Regions from separate parts of the Homo sapiens genome. Here region 2 is linked to region 1. The links are chromatin contacts, found by Hi-C or POLR2A ChIA-PET in ENCODE. All regions are on one chromosome and are shown on one strand. The core of a region is the stretch at or near the end of the contact, and the rest is flanking DNA. Distances in the headings are between cores, read along the strand shown.

Region 1 (2,763 bases), core at 143-2,642:
ATAAATAATCAAAAAATAAACAATCAAGTTCCTTCATCAGAGATAAGGGACATTTGAGAGCAGTCAGTTATCTGCAGGAAAAAAAAAAAAAAACAAAAACGGTGATTTTAGTGCTCCTTGTCCATAACAGGTGGCTATGCCCAAGAGCCAAAAGGTAGAGACAACCCCAGTCTCCCGCAACAGATGAATGGAAAAACAACAAGGGCTATACACACACCACGGAATAGTCTAAAGAGAAAGGAAATTCTGACACACACTGCAACATGGACAAACCCTGAGGACATTTGCTGAGTGCGACAGGCCAGTCACCAAGGGACACACACTGTACGATTCTATGTATAGGAAGTTTCTACAGTAACCAAATTCACAGAAACAAAAAATAGAACCAGGGACAAAAAAAAACAGAGGGTGGGGGGATTGGGGAGAGAGGAATGGGGAATGAGTGCTTCATGAGTACAGAGTTTCACTTTTGCAAGATGAAAGCATTCTGGAGATTGGTTGTGCAACAATATGATTATTAAAAGTAAGAAACTGTATTTCGCTTTACCAGATATACCAATATAAATAATAAATGGACTGAATTCTTGAAATATATTTATAAGCATAGAGAAAAGAATGGAAAATACATACCACTTTTGCCTCCGAGGTCACCCTGAAAAGAGGTGACTGAGTTGGGAGAAGAAGTTTCTGCTTCACACAATTCTGTATCATCTGTTTTTTGCAAATAACATCAGCAATTTGTTAAAAAGTTACAGAAAAAGCTAAAAAGAGTTCCTGATAAAGAGGGCAGGGGGAAAGCTCTAGCCCCCGTGTCATTTCTAAAATCAACTACGAACAACAAGAAAGAGAAACAGAAAAGGAATCTCCACTTCTATGAAGACACCACTCAGTGGGGGACTGACCCCCAGGTGCTTGGCACCTGGGACTGGGAAGAGGAGGGCCAGGATGAGGGAGACCCTCTGTAGACCTTGGGGGTGGCAAAGAGAATCAAGGTTTTCCCAGGGCTGAAGCACAAACTAGTGGAGTCATCAACCCTGAGCCCCGCTCTCTTTGGAACCACAAGGTCAAGTCCACGGGCAAACCCCAAAACCTCTTTGGACACTGTGAGCAACAGCAGGAAGTGGGGAGGAAACACGGACGAGCATCTGCCAGAGCAAATGGTTGTCTGTTCCCAGTGTGGGAGAAACTGCAGGTCAAGACCAGCCTCAGCCATGCTGACACCAGTCACTGAGAAGTGCAAGTGAAATCACCCCAAATCTGTGACATGTAGGTTTTGGTGTGAGTCAAGGAGACTTCCTGTTAGTCTGGAGAGGACCACACCCCACAAAGAGGAGCAGAGAGCACAGGATGAAAGCAGGAGGCAGGACTCACGCTGCCTGCCCTGCCAGCACGTCCCCAGGCCTCGGCCTGGCACTGTTCCAGTGCCCGAACCTCGCTGTCACTCTGATGACTGGTGACGCGGATACATCCTTTATCAGAACAAGGACTTCGAGTGCATGAAATAAAACACAGAGATGACAAAGAGAATGGTAAAACATTTTTAAAGTTTGTAATATTTATGCACCAATTAATCATATCTAGCAGCGGGCCTAATAACTGGCATAATTTGAAAGTAGTGGTGACAGCAACTGACGTTTCAGCAAAACTGTAACAATATGAAGGTATCTAATTTCTAATGTGAAAAATGTATAGGACCTACTGATACTAATGGGCTGTGTCACTCACATTCATTAGAGAAAATAAAGAAGAGAACATTCTTCCCATCCAAACTCACAGATCTCCCCTGAATGATATCCACAGACTCCTTGGGGATATTTGCTAGGCCTTCTCCCAACTACTCTCCAAAACAGCGCTACTCCAGGAAAAATTCCATTATTTCAAGAACAGTGACCAATTTTTTTAAAAGAACCATCACGGAAAATATTAAAGATAATGTCAGAGAAGAAAACAAAAAGAGGAAAGGCATATGGCAGACAGAAAGATAATGGAGAACACTGAGTGATGACGGTATACCACAAAGCAGGCACAATAACGGCTCCCAAAGATGCCCATAGCCTAACCCCTGTAAACCATAAGTACTTGATGTGACGTGGCACTCTCATGATGTGACGTGGTGCTCTCATGATGTAGCGTGGTGCTCTCATGATGTGACATGGTGCTCTCATGACGTGACATGGCGCTCTCATGATGTGACGTGGCGCTCTCATGATGTGACGTGGCGCTCTCATGATGTGACATGGCGCTCTCATGACGTGACGCAGCGCTCTCATGACGTGACATGGTGCTCTCATGATGTGACGTGGTGCTCTCATGACATGATGCGACACACTCATGATGTGGTGTGGCATTCTCATGACGTAACGCGGTGCTCTAATGATGTGGCACGGTGCTCCATGAAGTGACACAGTGCTCTCATGATGTGACGTGGCGCTCTCATGACGTGACATGGTGCTCTCATGACGTGGTGTGGCACTCCATGAAGGGATGTGGCGCTCTCATGATGTCACGTGGCGCTCTCATGATGTGACGTGGCACTCTCATGATGTAACGTGGCGCTCTCATGATGTAACGTGGCGCTCTCATGACGTGGTGTGGCGCTCCATGAAGGGACGCAGTGCTCTCATGACATGGCGTGACGCTCTCATGACGTGGCGTGGTGCTCTCATGACTTGGCACGGTGCTCTTATGATGTGGCGTGGCACTCCATGATGTGACATGGCGCTCTCATGATGTGACATGGTGCTCTGGTTTGAATGCGCCCCC
Region 2 (2,763 bases), core at 165-2,664, 1.3 Mb before region 1:
TTATTTCTGCCTTAATTTTGTTAGTTACCTAGTAGTCATTCAGGAGCAGGTTGTTCAGTTTCCATGTAGTTGTGTGGTGCTGAGTGAGTTTCTTAATCCTGAGTTCTAATTTGGTGCACTGTGGTCTGAAAGACTGTTTGTTATGATTTCCATTGTTTTGCCTTTGCTGAGGAATGTTTTAGTTCCAATTATGTGGTCAACTTTAGAATAAGTGCTATGTGGTGCTGAGAAGAATGTATATTCTGTTGATTTGAGGTAGAGAGTTCTGTAGACGTCTATTAGGTTTGCTTGGTCCAGAGCTGAGTTCAAGTCCTGAATAGGCCTGTTAATTTTCTGTCTCATTGGTAAAGTTTTTCTTTTAACTATTTGGTGTTAGAAGTAAGATTTGAAGGATACCCAGTGGCCCCCCGGAACAAGGAATGCCCAAGTGTAGATACCCACTAGGGCCCATTGCTCTCACGCTGCAACTGAAGATTATGGGTAAATTTCCTCTTGGATTCAAACTCTGCAAATTTATGTTTTGAGCTCTAACTTTGTTTGAGCAATTTGTTGACTGGACTGGGTTCAGAATTGGAATGGATCTGGTAAAGAAACCAGACTGGGTCCAGTAGGAGGCCTCTGGTAGGTAAGGTTCCTGGAAGACAGCATATCATGTGTTTTTTGAATCCAAGGGCTCTAGAACTCTTCCATGTGGGACTGCAGCATATTTTATGTATAAGAACCATGGACCCAGAACATGTGTTTTTCTAGAAAAATGAGTGAACCTGACCAAAGGTAATTTTAAGTTACAAAGGCCACAGTGGGGAGACTTTTTACAAAGGACAAAGAGGTGCATGCCTTTATAATACGCCAGCTATGGGGACTGAGAAGACCTCCTTGTAGCTATTTTGAACCCCAGAGGAGTTGCCTCAAAAGTAAAGGACCGCGTGTCCCAAGAAGTTTACCTGTATTTTAAATAGTCAGGCCTTTGCATAAGAAATTTTTCATTTCTATACCAGTCATCTGATGGACCTGGCCTGTCTACCTACTAGAGAAAGCCCCCAAGGGCTACACTCCCTGGGCAATAATCAACCAATCCCCCAGAGAAAAAAAATGGAAGTTTCAAATCAAATGTGGAAGTCCCCATACCTGAAGCTATCTGACTGACAGTTGAATCATATTTAGAAAAACATTTGTAAGAATGAGTCTTTTCTGTTTTCTCTCTTTAATCCTGCTTCTCCCATGGGAACCCTGCAGTCAACTGAAACACCTCTTATGAAACTTCCCGCTAAACACATACTCTGCCAATTCTTTCTTGTTGTCATGATCTTTGCTATGCCCCAAACTCTTTCTGGTGGGTGGGGGGAAATATTATTCAGTCTTGCAATCTTGAAAACAAAACAGGAGAGAAAAGTTGTACCAGTCTGTGATTATAGAGCAAGATTAGAAGTAACCATGGTGAGTCAGGCACACAAAATATTTGTTCTAGTCTTCAGTGGGTTCCACCCACTTAGTATTTTAGTTAAAAGACAGAAGGTGGGTTGGAAAACCACTGATTTAGCAGAATAAATCTCCAAAATACAACTTTTTGGCAGAAAAACTATTTTCACCTGCTTATTTTGAGGACTCTTTGTAAGAGAAATTTACATCCCTAAAGGGAATCTCCATTTGTAAGAAGGTCTACCTCTCTGGACAGAGAACACTGGAAACTCTGATAAGGAAGAAAGCGTTGGCTTAAATCTACAGAAGCCTTGCCTTTAAAGTGCTTTTCCTAGCTGTCTTGCCCTAACTGGGTCTTTACATCTTTCTTTCTTGGTTTGGGCAAATTAAAGCATTTAAGCTGGAAGTCCAAGCTCTGTGCTTTTGAGATATAAATTTTCTACACAGTCTTCTCTAGAGTTTAATAGGTATCTATTTAAAATGCAAGTTTAGGGTAGATAACTCATCAGAAGTAGAAGTAAGAAAAATAGATATTTGGAAACTGAGCAAATAAAAAAACATTAATGATCTTTTTCACAAATATTAGTAAGAAGCTTTAGCCATTTAAGTGGCATTAGCCAAAAACAATTTAGATCCAGATATTCTTTAATAAATTAGTGAGATTTGTATTATTGTACCTGGCACATGGCTAAAAATTTGTAATGTTTCTGTTACATGTCTATCTATATCTGGATGTATGTACATATGTGCAATATTTTTCTACTGCCTTATAGTATTGCCAAAATTAAATAACACCATGTTCAAACAAGACGGATGTCTAGCTGTAGGCAAGCAGGTGATTTTTCTACTTTGCTCCTATGTCTGGCCCATAAAAGCTTGTTCACACTGCTGGGCAGAGCTCTCTGAATTTCTTCTGATCTGTAGTGCGATCTGATAATGAATCATTCTTTGATCAAATAAAGTCTGCTAAGTTTAATTTGTCTTAAGTTTTTATATTAAGACTCACTTTCCTCATTTGAAAAATGAAATGATAAAATATATATCTCCTAAATTTCTGCCAGATTTTTCTATTCACTTCTAATTTTCAAATGATCGTATTTAGTGAGATCTACCCATCCTCTTGGTCTGTGACTGGTTGTGGAACAAATAGATTTGGAGGAAGATGAGAAGCATGATGATTGTCTCCATTAAGCCAATAATTTTCTGAGAGTCTATGTGCAATACAGAAACAGGCTGCTGTAACTGCAAAGTAAACTGAGTATACGCACTTAACTGCTCTCATGTGGCATACTGACTAGGCATAGTGATGAAGTAAAACAATTTATTATTTTCTGAGTACTTAAA

What was found. A loop is a pair of places that touch in the nucleus more often than their neighbours do. ChIA-PET counts read pairs that join two places held with the same protein, here RNA polymerase II (POLR2A). Pooled maps may share reads with other maps.
Region 2: a pooled map shows a loop between it and region 1 (11-fold over the local background). The contact joins two enhancer-like sites. A Hi-C loop is called at or near these places in 1 of 37 single-sample maps with no recorded cell type and 2 of 50 pooled maps. POLR2A ChIA-PET finds 5 or more read pairs at or near these places in 1 of 52 experiments (WTC11).

What each region holds. Positions count from the first base shown.
Region 1 is chr1:247,405,905-247,408,667 of GRCh38, reverse strand. No RefSeq gene overlaps it. Among named protein-coding and RNA genes, the nearest start is that of NLRP3, 8.9 kb to the left of the region's middle. Within about 2 kb of position 1,392, at least 11 of the 41 ENCODE cell types and tissues checked have a DNase peak (open chromatin) inside an H3K27ac peak, as active enhancers do.
Region 2 is chr1:248,687,247-248,690,009 of GRCh38, reverse strand. All of the region lies in intron 3 of OR14I1 (olfactory receptor family 14 subfamily I member 1), which reads left to right. Among named protein-coding and RNA genes, the nearest start is that of OR14I1, 14 kb to the left of the region's middle. RefSeq lists an enhancer at 1,355-1,404. Within about 2 kb of position 1,414, at least 2 of the 41 ENCODE cell types and tissues checked have a DNase peak (open chromatin) inside an H3K27ac peak, as active enhancers do.